2 separate regions of the Homo sapiens genome follow, and region 2 is linked to region 1. Evidence: chromatin contacts called from ENCODE Hi-C or POLR2A ChIA-PET data. All regions are on one chromosome and are shown on one strand. The core of a region is the stretch at or near the end of the contact, and the rest is flanking DNA. Distances in the headings are between cores, read along the strand shown.

Region 1 (7,264 bases), core at 3,203-5,702:
TAATCCTCTCATTAATGGAAGACTAAGTTGAGGATCTGAAAGGTTAGATGATTGATCCAATTATACTTATGCTTGTTCTATAAAAATAATATTCAGAGACAGCAGGACCTTAAGAATCATTTGTTTGGAAAAATGACCTCTAATTACAAAAATCTGTGGTGGGTGGTGGAGAAGACCAAATCTCAATAGAAAAATGGTTAAATATCTATAGTCCCAGCTACTCGGGAGGCTGAGGTGGGAGGATCGATTGAGCCTAGGAGGTTGAGGCTGCAGCGAGGTACGAATGCGCCACTGAATTCCAGCCTGGGTGACAGTGAGAGACTGTCTCAAAAAAAGAAAAAGAAAAAAGAGGGCAACCCATTTCTCCAGGACTCCTGTCTGCAGCAGAGAGCTCTTCTCTTTCTTTTGCCTATTAAAATTCTGCTCTCAACCTAAAAAAAAAAAAAAGAAAAAGAAAAGAAAAAAGAAAAATGGTTAAAATATGAGCAGAAAACAATCACACAAAAACGTATAAAACGCTTTAAAATGGTCCTTGAACGTATGAAACCCATGGAAGGATGCCAACTTCACTCTGAATTAGAGAATGCAAATTAAATTACATTGCGGTCTCATTTTTCACCTGTCAGATAGAAACAAATTAAAAAGTATGATGACACATTCTGTTGGGAATGCTGTGGGAAAACAAGAATTCCCATATGACGCACAGCGCTTTTCTAAGGGAAGGTGGCAATGCGTAACAAAATTACTTATGCCTTTACCTTTTGAGGCTGAGATCCCACTTCTAGAAATTTATCCCAAAGGGGCTGCTCCAAAAGCATCCTAACGCATATGCCTAAGTTTATTTGTGGGGCATTGTTTAAAATTTCAAAATGTTGAGTATGACTCGGATGCAGTCCAAGTGTCTCCACAGAACACGGGCTGGGTGAAAGTGGTCTGACAGCCCAGCGGAGAGCGACGCCGTGGTGAAAAAGCATGAGGGAGGTCTCCTGAACTGACATGGAGGGATTTCCAGGAAATATGTTTAGGCGAACACAAAATGCAAAAATCAAATCCTGCTTTTGTGTAAGAATGAAGGAGAGGTAAGAAAATATACATTCAAGCAAAAAGAAACCCAGGAAGCATGAACCAGAAAGCAAGGTTGGGTGCAGGAGGGAAGGCAGGGGCCGGTGGAGTGTGGCCTTCTCAAGGGAGTGACCTCCTTAGATGGCTTTGACTTTCAGAAGCAGAGTGTTTCACATATTCAAAAGTCAACAAGGGCTGAGCATGGTGGCTCACACCTGTAATCCCAGCACTTCGGGATGCCAGGGTGGGCAGATCACATGAGGTCAGGAGTTCATGTCACCCAGGTTCAAGCGATTCTCCTGCCTCAGCTTCCCGAGTAGCTGGGATTACAGGCGGGTGGCACCACACCTGGCTAATTTTTGTATTTTTAGTAGAGACAGGGTTTCCCTGTGTTGGCCAGGCTTATCTCCTGACCTCAAGTGATCCACTCACCCTGGGTGGATTATCCCAAAGTGCTGGGATTACAGGTGTGAGCCACTGCGGCCCACCTGCATTGTTATTTTGAATGTATTTTCTCATAGTGTCAGATAAAGCAAGTAATTGTATTTTTGTGTTTAGGAAGCAAGGTTTTTATTACAGGAGAAAAGGAGATGCTATGATAGAATCGAGGATTTCAGAAGGAATTGTTCTGTTAGAAGTGGATTGAGAATGTCAATGTGAACTTGTATCTTTTATGAAAAAATTATTTTAAATGCCATCTTTCTAAGTTCTGTCCGCTGAAACGGCTTATGAGGAGCCCCACGATGCCTCCTGCTGCCAAAATTCTGGTCTCCAGTACTATTTTTCCAGAAAAACAAAAACAAAAGTATCAGCACTTCTAGGAGAAAAGGCTCATTCTATGTCTCAGGCAGAAAATTACAAGAGGAGCCTGGAATATCTTGTGCCAGAAAACAAGATGTTCAGACATTCATAGAAATGACAAGACTCGGCTGCTTATCTAAGAGGGGCCCCTCCTGGTCACAACTGAGACAATTTGAGGATCAAAGGAGAATATTGGCTGAGACTGATTGATGTACAGCAAATCTGAAATGTCCCATGTCCATAATGATACATAAAAGAGTTAACAAAGTGTTCTAAAAGTAAGTGGATTGCATAGATGATATTTCTGTTCATTGTCAATCATGTTGGTATTATCGACTCACTTATTGTATGGTTAAATAATAAAGAAGCTAGTACTAGTAAAACCAGGAAAACAATCTAATGTAATGATTAGTAGGCATTTCCTAACATAAAATTAGTAGAATGACCCTCTAAGTTGTGATTATGATCCTGAAACTACCTATTAAAAATACATGTGCAACCTCTATCAACTTCTATCAGGTTCTAGGTTTTAAAAATCACATTTCTTAGGATCTCATGAGGCTCAAAGCTAAAGAGTTAGAAAGGAAAAGCATTTATGTATATTAACAGCACATTAACAGCTAAAAAGAAAAACTCACATAATCATATTAGTTCATAGAAACAATGCATTTGACATACTCCAACATCCATTCATGATTTTATTTTATTTTTTATTTATATATTTTTTTTGAGATGGAGTCTCGCTGTCACCCAGGCTGGAGTGCAATGGCTCGATCTCGGCTCACTGCAGGCTCCGCCCCCGGCGGTTCACGCCATTCTCCTGCCTCAGCCTCCCGAGTAGCTGGGACTACAGGCGCCCGCCACCTCGCCCAGCTAATTTTTTGTATTTTTAGTAGAGACGGGGTTTCACCGTGTTAGCCAGGATGGTCTCGATCTCCTGACCTCGTGATCCACCCGCCTCGGCCTCCCAAAGTGCTGGGATTACAGGCGTGAGCCACCGTGCCCGGCCCATGATTTTAAAAAAACCTCTCAGAAATAGAAACAGAGGGAACTTCCTGAATTTGATTAAAAATACCTGCAAAATCCTAGAGCTAATATTATACTTAATGGTGAAAGACTGAATGGTTTTCCCCTAAGATGGAGAACAAGGCACGGATGTCCTTGCTCACCACTCCTATTCAACAAAGGACTGGAAACCAGAAATAACTTTAATTTTTTTTGTTCTCAAGTGATAGGTTCACAGAGAAAAAGCTTTACTGGATGAACTTTTAGATTACTACTTTTATAGAGCAGCAGAGATAAAAGCCAGGTCGAAAAGTGCATGTGGAGTAAGGAAATGGACCTAGTTCGACAAAAGGGCTCAGAACGACTGCCCAGATGAGATTGTAGACGCAGCTGTAGTTTACTTTCTATCTGGAAGAAACTTCAAGTTATCCTTAATTTTCCAAGGAGACAGTCACTTACCTTTTAAAAAACATTATTAGAGAAGCACCGGGCGGGAGCATATCTAGCATTAAAAATGTGGGATGAATACCATCTCTGCTTGGTAAAGGTGGTTGGGAATCCTGAGAGAGGGCACCTAGTGTGGCTTCTGCATTTTTCACAGTGCCTGGACCACGGCTGAAAGTAACTCTTGCATGACATTTGACAGAAGAGGAAACCGAAGCTCAGATTAAATTCCCTGTCCACAGCGGGATCATTCGGCACGAGTTCCTCCCTGTCTGGAATGCTCTTCCCCAGCAATAGATCCTGCGGCTCTTCCGTGTCTCAGTCTAATGTCATTCCGTTCCAGGATTCCCGACTTCTTAAAGCATAAATAATCCCTCCCCACCCTCTCATTGTACTGTTATGTAAGTTATTACAATATGTCATTATATATTTAGTCATACTGCTTTAGGTAATGTCTTCTCCACTGAACTGTAAGCTCCATGAGGGCAAGAGTTCAGTCGGTTTTACTTAATAATTAGCACCTAGTACAGTACTAGCATAGAATGAAGGCCTCGCAATTTTTTTTAAATTTATTTTTAGACAGGGTCTTGCGCTGTCGCCCAGGCTGGAGTGCAGTGGTGCAACCTCGGCTCACGGCAGCCTCGACCTTTCGGCTCCAGCGATCCTCCCGCGTCGGCCTCCGGGGTAGCTGGGACTGCAGGCGCGCACCACCATGACTGGCTAATTTTTTTTTTTTTTTTTTTGTAGACATGGGGTCTCGCCATGTTGCCCAGGCTGGTTCCTGAGCTCAAGTGATCCTCCTGCCTCGGCCTCCCAAAGTGCTGGGATTACAGGCGTGAGCCTCAGCGCCCAGCCAAGTTAGCCTTTTTTAAACGTCCTGTCTCCGGAGGTTGCCGAAGTTGGTTTTCTTCGGCCTCCTTCTCTCTCCCAGGCCCAGGGCTGGGACGAGGCCGGTTCCCGCCTGCAACCTGCACTGAAGACGGGAACCTTGGGAGCCGGTACCGGAACGCTCGGAAACGGCACCAAAGTACGAATCCTAGGGCGGAAAAGCGTTACCAAGACACTCGTCCCCAGAGCCGCTTCCTGGGACTCTCTAGCCTCCTACCGCTTCTCAGTGATGTTCCGGTTTCCGCCCTCCTCCTCGCGCTGTTTCCGCCTCTTGCCTTCGGACGCCGGATTTTGACGTGCTCTCGCGAGATTTGGGTCTCTTCCTAAGCCGGCGCTCGGCAAGGTAGGTTGGCGGCCTGCTCTCCGACAGAACTTTTCTTCTTGGGTTGAGGAAAACGCCTTTTGGAGTCAGGCCCTGGAGGGGCGAGCCTTGCTCACAGGGTGGGGATACAGCCGATTACCCGCCCTGTGCTTTCCGATGGCTTCTGCGGGGCGAGCGGGGCCTGGCCGGGGGGTGCGGGCGGGAGGGCGAGCCAGCGGCGCCTGCAGCCCGGGCCGCGTAACGCTGACCGCTGTGCCTTCAGTTCTCCCAGGAGAAAGCCATGTTCAGTTCGAGCGCCAAGATCGTGAAGCCCAATGGCGAGAAGCCGGACGAGTTCGAGTCCGGCATCTCCCAGGTGAGAGGGTTTCCCTGGGGTCTGGGGTGGGGGGAGGCGCCCCGCCCGGGAGGGGAGGCGGCCGCGCGTGTGTTGGGCCCGGGGTGCTCGGACGCGCGCTCAGGGTCGGTCCTGCTGTTCGTTGCTTCTTAGGCTCTTCTGGAGCTGGAGATGAACTCGGACCTCAAGGCTCAGCTCAGGGAGCTGAATATTACGGCAGCTAAGGTAAGCTGGCGCTCCCTCGGCTGGGAGGGAGGTTGCGGCGCGTCTCCCCGCGCAGTGCCTGAGAGGGTTGGACCTGGGTTACGGTTGATGATGACTTGCCGCCTGGCCGCCTAACCTGAACTCAGGTTCGGCCGTGTTGTTTGGGAGTGATACCGCCCAGGTGCGGGGAGTGGGGTTGCAGGTACCCTGCGGCTTAAGCTGTCCACATGCGGGCGGTGGAGAAACGTGGAGTAGGGAGGGCCTGGGCCCATTTCGGACCTTATTTGCCCTTACTTAGTTATAGATACGGCAAAGAGCTGTGGGGAGCTCAGGATGAGATTCTCTCTACCCTTAGCCCGGAGTTGCCGCAAGTGGGGGTGCAGAAGTGGTAGTGATTGGCCTCCTGGCCTGAACAGTCTCCCTTCCTGGAATAAGGAAATGTGAAGGTTGGAGAGAGATGAGAACATTTCCGAAGGATGCATTTATGATTAACTCAAAACTAGTATTAGTTTGTAGTGCAGCTACGGTGTTAGTGATAAGGTCTTCTTATCCTCTAATTTGACCACAACGTTTACTTTCTGAAGCAGTTAACACAGTGGATTTTTGTTTTTTTCTTTAGGAAATTGAAGTTGGTGGTGGTCGGAAAGCTATCATAATCTTTGTTCCCGTTCCTCAACTGAAATCTTTCCAGAAAATCCAAGTCCGGCTAGTACGCGAATTGGAGAAAAAGTTCAGTGGGAAGCATGTCGTCTTTATCGCTCAGGTATCTGTTCTACTGTTGCAGCACGTTTCTGTTTGTGAATTTTGCTAAAATTGCTTGTATTTAGACTGCATTGGTAGTTGGAGTCATGAAAACAATCCTTTTATGAATCCAATTGGGTAGAAAGATAAAGTACAGGCAGAGCGCCGTGGCTTAGGCCTGTAATCCCAGCACGGGGAGGTGGAGGCGGGTGGATCACTGTAGAGACCAGCCTGGGCAACATGGTAAGACCCTGTCTACAAAAAATAGAAAAAATAAGTTTTAAAAAGAAAGATAAAGTACGTTCTTTAATTAAGAGTCGAAACAAGAAGTCTGTAAAGTGACAGACTGCTGTGTTTTGAGTTATGAAAATGATTTCCCATATTTAAATTTCCACAAGTCTAGTGGGTTGCTTACATAGATGATCAAACTAAGAAACCTGTTACAGGCCGGGCCCTGTGGCTCACTCCTGTAATCCCAGCACTTTGGGAGGCTGAGGCAGGCGGATCACGAGGTCAGGAGATCGAGACCATCCTGGCTGACACGGTGAAACCCCGTCTGTACTAAAAAATACAAAAAATTAGCTGGGCGTGGTGGTGGGCGCCTGTAGTCCCAGCTACTCGGGAGGCTGAGGCAGGAGAATCGCGTGAACCCGGGAGGTGGAGCTTGCAGTGAGCCGAGATCCCGCCACTGAACTTCAGCCTGGGCGACAGAGCGAGACTCCATCTCAAAAAAAGAAGAAACCTGTTACAGTTCGGATGGGGGATTGGTGCAAACTGAAGTCTATGGGGAATGAAGTGCCAGGATTGATCTGGAATAAAAGTAGTATTCTGGGTCATAGGCATGGGGAAAGGCGTATCTGGGAGATTTTGTCCACTGGCGTATTAGTAGAGGCTGTGGATTCTGAATGATTTATTCAAGAATCAGGAAGTAACTCCATAGAAGGGTTTGCTCAGTCAATTGTTCGTCTAAGTTGTTTAGCCTTCTCGAACTTTGAACTTACCCTGCCATTCTTCTTGCTTTTAAAGCAGTATGGCAGTTACAGCTTTTTGTCAATTTAAAGTCTTTTTTCATTTTGTTACATGATAATTTTTACCTTACAGAGGAGAATTCTGCCTAAGCCAACTCGAAAAAGCCGTACAAAAAATAAGCAAAAGCGTCCCAGGAGGTGAGTATTTTAGTAGTTTCAGAAATGTGTGTACCCCTCTTATTAACAACTCTTAATTTGTTTAAGTTGTAGTTTATGAAAACAGATGTTCAAGTGGGAATTTTTGAGTAGCAGCATTTGGTTTCCTGTATAGTTGCACATGATACGTTTTAGAATTCTAGATGTAAAACATACATGTATTCATGTAGCCATTGTTTGCCTACTAGGTCAGTGCTGTCACAAGATGAGATGATTTCCTCCGATTATTTGTGCACAGGATAGGAATGATGAGAAGGAAATCATTACTTTAATTCTGTG
Region 2 (7,525 bases), core at 129-2,628, 2.8 Mb after region 1:
CCAGCTATTCCTGCACTGTCTGGACCCACAAGCTCAGAGAAAGGGCAGATTTGAACAGTTCCTGTTCTGAGGAATGCTCAAGGGGGACTGATTGTTCCTGATTGCAAAGGCTACGTAGTAGGTTGTGCCTCCTCCTCAATTTAACTAGACACAGAAGATGATACTCAGGGCCCTTAAGGAGGTCATTCCAATCTGGAGAAGCTGGTTCTAATGAGATCCAGTAGCCAAGAAAGAAACTTGTATCAGCCAATTCAAGTGGCTTCTGCCACAAACGTAGCATAGATTTTCCTTGAAAATCTAGGTGCATTGTTTTCTAAAGGTCTTCTTTTGAGCTCAAGACATTCAGGCTGTACTATTATGCATATAGCTTAGAAATATGATTTTAAAATAAATTAAAGCCTAAATATTGTTGGAGATATGAGAAGTGTTGCAGACTGAGTTGTTATAAAAGATGTTGCAAACAAATTGTATCCTTTGAAGTCCTAACCCCTGATGCGACAGTGTTTGCAGATGGGACCTTGGGGAAATAAGTAGGTTTAGATGAGGTCCTGGGCTCTGGTCCAATGGAAGAAACACCTGAACATTTTCTCTGTGTGTGTGTGTGTGTGTGTGTGTGTGCCTGCATGCACCAAGGATGTCACAAAAAGGTGCCCATCTACAAAACAAGAAGGAGGCCCTGACAGAGAACAAATTGGCTAGCAACTCGATCTTGAATTTCCCAGCCTCTGGAAGTGTGAGAAATAAATTTCTGTTGTTTAAGCCACCCATTGTATAGTATTTTGGTATGGTGACCCAAGCCGACTAACACAAAAGGTAAAAAGAAAAAAATATGTTTTCTATGACAAATCTGACTCAATTTTCAATATTCCCACTTACTAGAATTTTGTGAAAATCTTTTGGTTTACAATATTTCCTATTTAGGAAACAGTATACCTAAGCTCAGTCATATTTTACTGCCTTCATTCATCACCTGTTCTTAATGAAAAAGAAATTTAAGTAAGTGAATGATGAGATGGATCAAATTATTCTCTAGAGCTCTAGAGGGTGTTTCATGCTCCCTAGATGGTTTATAAATTCTTGAACATTTGTATACAAATTGATCAAACATGCAAATCAGTAATCTGGGACTGAAAAGACAGAAATGATCTTGGAAATTGCATTTAGGAAAAAAAATTACAGTATCGTGTTGGTAGACACAAAAGAACTTTGATGAAAGCAGCTGTTAAATTGTTAATTTAACAAAAAGATGGAGCTGATGATTCAAAAATGATCAACTAGGTTGCAGATATTCTGCACTCTGAATAGCATAGGCTGCACAGCATTCAACCCTCTCCTCTGCTGTAATTTGAGGCTGCATTCTATCTGCATTAGCAGAACTGTTAATAAATCACATGAGCAAGAAATGAGGAACTGAAAATCTGCAGGTGTTTGATAATGCCTCAAATATCTTCACCACATGTTTCAGAGGAGTCATGTGAGTTCAGAAACATGACTTGGTGATTACTCACTGTATTGCTCTGGCTGCAGTCTAGCTAACTTCTACGGGATACATTTAAATACAGGTTAGGGTCACTATGATGTTTTCTCCCGTCTAGCCCTCAGGACTGGCTTCGATCCTTTGTGTACAGTAGATATCGGTACCCATTGGTCAACTCATGGTTCCTTTGCCATGGAACATTTTTTTCCTTGACAAATCCAGATTTGTTCTCATTCTGTCCCTCTCTCTCTATCCCACCTCTCTCTCTCTCTCTCTCTCACACACACACACACACACACAAAGATATTTTAACTGTGAATAGAACAGTAAAAGAGAAAAGTTGTGCTTACGTAGTCTCTAGGTTTGATATAAGCGTTATTATCCAAAGGACGATTCTTAGTGTTATAATTGAGAAAGTATGAGCTGAAGTCTGTAACTAAAACATGAACTCAAGGTTTGGCATCTACTAGTAACTGATTGGACACCAAAAATTAAAGGACTTACCAGAACCAGTCTTATAAGGCAGGTATTGTTCTCTATAAGAAATCTGCAGGACAGGGGATGTGACAGCCTTTGAGATGTAAGTCTCAAATTCTGGGAGCCTTTGACATGGCGTCTGATGCATCTTGATATCCTAGAAACAAAGCCTTTAAAAGGGCAGAGGTGAGCTGATCATCAAGCACATGTGATCTGACGTTCAGGACAATATTCTTTATTCTAATTCAAATCAACTCCTTGATTTTATTTTTCTTTCCTTCTTAAATGCTTTTCTTTCTCAAATCAATTTTTAAATAGAGAAAATTCAACCTTGTTCTATAAGTATGTTTCCCAGGTGTGTTTTATTTAATTCTGTGCAAAAGATCAAGGGAAGAAAGAACCCTTGATACTCTCCTGAAAATATAAATATACACTCATTAGCACTTTTGACAAGATGGTTCATACAGTGCTTTCAGCCCAATAAGGAGACATCATTGTAACAGTAGCACAGGGCTCTCCCTGCATTTGTGTAGAAAGGACAATAGCCAAGTAATTAGTTTTAAGAGAAGACTCAAGATTCCACTTGTCCACAGATATTCCCACCAAAAAGTAGGACTTGGCCCAAAACTTTACTCTTAGAAAAAAAAAATATTCTGAGTTACAATAGATTCAGTTAGGAAAAAGTTATTGGCAGAGAACCCTCTGAATTACCTGGAGGTGGAAGGAGGAACCCCCATTCTTACCCCACTAGTCCAGTTTTTCCAACAGAACACATGTATAGACCTCTGCAAGTATTCTCAAGTATATCTGATTCAACTAGCCATTTTCCTGGTGGCATGACATTTATGAAACAGCAGGTGAAAGGCAAACATACACAACTCCAAGAATACCTCATCAGGCAGAGTGATGACTGTGAAGAAGTGAGTAGAGGCCCAGGATTCAGGGGAAATTTTCTTAAGAACAAAATCCAGGCCCTATCACCTACTCTTGTACACTTATCTTCCTAAGCCTCAATTTCGTCATTTGTGTAATGAGAATAAGAATCGCCTTTACCTTACAAAGTGGTTGTGAGAATTAGATCACACATGTCAAGTGCGTATTGCAAAATAAATATCCATCCAAATATTCTCTATGTCTGTCTGTCTGTCTGTCTATCACTATCTATCTGTCTATCTATCTATCTGTCTATCTATCTATCTATCTGTCTATCTATCTATCTATCTATCTATCTATCTATCTATCTATCTATCTATAGTATTTAGGTCTCCCGTAAACAAATGCAAGAATAAGATAGTGACAATCTAGCCTTAAAAAGCAAGGGTTTTATTGAAATCAAAATCATTTTGATTTAACTGAATTATATGACTTTAAAAGTAGCCATATATACATTGGTAGTATTACTAGCATCACTAGAAGAATTACATAAAAATGATAGCAATGATAGTTCCATTTATTTTAGCTACACATATTGCCTCAGATTATTAGATCCAATTTTGAATTCTGTTTACTAAGATATATTTAACAGGTATCTTCATATCTTCATATCTATCTATCTATTACCTGTCTATCTATTTATCTATCTATCTACACACACACATATAGTTATAGATGAATGCTCAGAGAAGAGCAATCTGGATAATTACATTTAAAAGCTAAAAATGAAGAAACTTGCATTAAGGAGAATGGTATAGAAAAAAAATACTCAGAAGCACAATATAATTATCTTCAAATATTTGTTAGACTGACACGAGAAAATGCTTAGGAAAACTGTGAAGGGCTTTATGGAGTAAACAATCTGTTAGAAGCTGAGGAAAGCAGAAATAATCACAAAATTTGAGAACATTTCTAATATTTGGAAATATTCAAGATAATACAAGATGTCTTGCAAAATATGAAACCTGTTTATTCAATAAAAACTTACTAGTTGCATAGTCTACTCAAGGCACCAGTTTAGATATTATAAGGATTCAATAGATCTATACAATATTGTTTCTGTCCTTAATAAGCTAATAATCTTGAAGCCAAAATGGTTACTGGGTAATCATGTGATATAGCAAAGTAGAAAGAATGTGCTACAAGAGTGGAAAGGAAAATGTTGCTGCTCTCCTCATTAAGATGGTGTATTTCTTTCCCTATTCCCAAAAAGAAAAGTCTCTGAAGTTTAGATCAGAATGAAACATTTTAGTTTGGATAGAAAGAGATAAAAGATGAAGTCAGATTTAAGAATAAGACTCAACAATTAACAGGAATAGAAGAAAGATAAGTATTTTCTATCCTACATTGTTCAGTCTGCATTTTCAAAGAATGCCGTTAAAAGGATGTAATTAGGGGTAATGAGGTGCAAAATTTCATGTATAAAAAATGATCTTGTTAAGGGCAGTTTAGGCAGATAGTGCAGCTAAAAAATGAATTTTAACTCTCTACTAACTCTATGCCAATATTATATATCCCTGACTTTTCTCTATATCAAATTCCAGTAGAATTTTTTTAAGTCAGAAATTTAAATGAATCTGGTATACAAATCTCCTTTTGATTAAAATTATTTGAGTTTTTTTTTTCATTTAAAAGTGGGAAAATCTTATCACAGTCTTGAATAATAAAATGCCTTTTGTTCAGCTCTCATTGATTAGTCATCTTCTTACCCACATTGATCAAATTCAGGAGTCTGGACAAAGTGTCTATTACAGAGATGCTTTCCTTCCTAACAGAGGTTAGGAAGGTAGTTGGTCTGAGTACATCTCTGCAGTTGAGTCCCTCTGTTCAGCCTCACCCTCCTTAGCAAAGAGCAGAATATTCAGATGAGGTGGCTGATTCCCAGGCTTTGATAATCCTAGGACCCTTTTTTAAAAATGTATTTCTTAACTCTAATCTCATACATTTGGTCAATGAAAAACTGAATGTTTCAGCACTTAAGGTCAAAATATGTAGTATACGTATCATTTTAGATGTTATAGGAAAGCAAGCAATAGTATAAGCCTGGGTAAGTGGCAAAGGTTTCCAAAATATCTTTAAAAAAATTCTCCTATTAAGTTTGGTATCTATTGTGACAAATCCAATAAAACCCAAGATGATCCTTAGTTTGACATTCATTTGAATACACATTTAATTGAACATTTTCAAGGTGACAAGATTGACCGTGCACTAGAAAAACTCACAGATACTTTCAGACTGTGGGAGAAACTGATGAAGAAGCTCATGGTTCCTCTGCAGTGTGGTGAGTTCTCTCGCAGGTACCATAGAGTGATGTGTCAGAACCCTGATGAGCTTCTCAATCCTGCGGAATGTACAAGGCAAAGCTTTCTGATAGAGATTACTAACTTGAACTAAAAAAGAGTTAGTACAATTTTAACAGTTTTGAAAAAGCCAGAAGGGCAACTCTAGCAACTCCATGATTCCATCATAGGCTGTCACAATTGCTATTTCAGAGTGTGTGTTTGCAAGTCATTGTTTATTCAGATCCGTGTCAACACAAGTGTGTGTTCTTTTCTGCCTTGAAATTTCTTCTTGTTCCAAGTTTCACATTTTTATGGGAATATATAGGTACTTATTGCATTTTAATTTTTGTTAACAATGGAACAACAGAAGGGTAAAAAATGTGGTTCTCTCTGTTCAACTCATCTCTAAGTGTAATGCTGGAGGAGAGAGGATTATGTCATGTGGAAACTAAGGTAGAACAAAAGGTTTCAACAGCAACGTTTCAACCCCGGGAGGGTCTCAGTCTATACTTTTCTCCACCAGGTCCTCCTCTGGTGCAGCATGAGAATGGGAGGAGGAGACATCGTCAGTGTTTCCTCCTGAGTTCGCTTGCCAGGGGCGCCAGCTTTTCACGAATTCAAACAACAATGACATGGACAGGTTTACAGTAAAATATGTCTATCCTGAAAAAGAAAGGAATTGACAGCCAACCCACTGGCTGTGCTCATCGCTTGCTGAGCCGCACCAAGCAAGGCCATCTTCTGAGGATCTACAAATGTGTGGCATGGTAATGATCTCACCTTCCAAGGAGCTATGACGTATTTAATGAGGTGTGGATCCAGGGAAACAAAAGTCACGCACGCAGTATGGAGGGGATTGGAACCCATCAATATCTGAGACAAACAGTAACATAGCACGGGGACTTTTGTTACAAATGTCCTGCTCTCTTCCTCTTCCACCTTCAATCTTAGCATAGAGCATGCAGTGTGAACATCAGTGAAACCGATCTGGTTTCAAATAAAAGATTTGTTGCATTTTGACTATGAGGCATTTTGCAAGTTGCTTAACCTCTCTGAGGCGCAATCCCTTGATTTGTGAGGCAGAGATAACACCTTTTTCAAAAGGTTGATTTAAGACCATAATAAAATCATGAGCATGAGAAACTTAGCATAGAGTCTGGAACATTTCAGCTGTTCAATAAATTTTGGTTTCTGTCCATTTTCTCTACCTTTTTCCTCTCCCACTAGAACACGGGGCAGAGAAGGTCCAGTGTGTTAGCCTTCAGAATCTTTTAGTTATTGGGGTTATTTTTTTGGAGAATTTTATTTTTTGGCCTATTTGTTTGTTCTCAGAGAGATGGATGAGATCTAAAATGTACTTCTACTGTTTTCTTCCCCATTTAAAAAAATGTAAAAACCAGAACGAAACACGTCTTTCCAGTCACAGGTAACTAAGTAGGAAGTATCCAGTAACTTCTTATCTTTGGGGAAAAATGTTACCCACAATACCCCAGAGTCAGCTGGGCGACAAGGGGATCTTTTTCCTATATCCCCCGCTCAGTGCAATTCTAGTCAAAAAATTAGCCATGCGTGGTGGCGGGTGCCTGTAGTCCCAGCTACTCGGGAGGCTGAGGCAGGAGAATGGAGTGAACTCAAGAGGCAGAGCTTGCAGTGAGCTGAGATTGTGCCACTGCACTCCAGCCTGGGCGACAGAGCGAGACTGCCTCTAAAAAAAAAATAAAACTCAGCAGAACTAGTCCATGGATATAATGTGCCATCTTGAGGAAATCCACACCTTTTTTTTCCACTCTCTCTCTCTTCTTTTTTTTCAGTTGAAGTATTGTTTAGAAGGCACTTTTAATTATAATTTTGGTTAACTGATTAACGTTAACTTGTATATGACTTATATTGACCACTAAACTTTGGGCCTGGTTGCCCGGTACCATCTGTTTAATTGCCATTTCTATATGAATTCTTCAGTTTTGATATTTGTTTCTCATCTTGTGTGCATTTAACATTACAATCCCCATAAATGCTTCTTTTAAGATGGCTGAATATCTGTAAATACACTTGTCATTTGTATTTTTGGTGGAATTTTTTTGTTCACGTGCACCCTCTTTACTCCCTGGATGTCTTGAAAAAGAAACTGTGACACGTTTTTATCAATACAATGTTTTATTTATTAGTAGAAAAAATGTTAAAAATAAGTACCTATTTTAAGTGTTTTTGTGGAATAAGTAATGCAATAAAATGAAAAGCCAAACTCTGTAGAACTCAAAATGTGTTAAGTATGCAAAGACCAGAAACCTTATAAAGGTGGCAACATATTCTAGATACTTTCAAGACCTTAAGCACCCATGATTACTTGACCTCCACT

What was found. A loop is a pair of places that touch in the nucleus more often than their neighbours do. ChIA-PET counts read pairs that join two places held with the same protein, here RNA polymerase II (POLR2A). Pooled maps may share reads with other maps.
Region 2: a pooled map shows a loop between it and region 1 (5-fold over the local background). The contact joins the enhancer-like site here to the promoter of RPS7 in region 1. A Hi-C loop is called at or near these places in 1 of 37 single-sample maps with no recorded cell type and 3 of 50 pooled maps. POLR2A ChIA-PET finds 5 or more read pairs at or near these places in 1 of 52 experiments (OCI-LY7).

Annotation. Positions count from the first base shown.
Region 1 is chr2:3,570,808-3,578,071 of GRCh38, forward strand. RPS7 (ribosomal protein S7) reads left to right here and starts at 4,453. Exons shown (of 7, transcript NM_001011.4): 1 at 4,453-4,543; 2 at 4,785-4,877; 3 at 5,010-5,081; 4 at 5,680-5,823; 5 at 6,903-6,967. The coding sequence starts at 4,803. It overlaps LOC124907726 (a long non-coding RNA gene), which reads right to left and starts at 4,302. Exons shown (of 2, transcript XR_007086196.1): 1 at 3,328-4,302; 2 at 1-431. RefSeq lists enhancers at 4,006-4,581, 4,582-5,158 and a silencer at 4,710-4,999.
Region 2 is chr2:6,344,298-6,351,822 of GRCh38, forward strand. No RefSeq gene overlaps it. Among named protein-coding and RNA genes, the nearest start is that of LINC01247, 27 kb to the right of the region's middle. RefSeq lists enhancers at 1,373-1,422, 1,903-1,952. Within about 2 kb of position 1,379, at least 2 of the 41 ENCODE cell types and tissues checked have a DNase peak (open chromatin) inside an H3K27ac peak, as active enhancers do; they include OCI-LY7, where a contact is called at or near this core.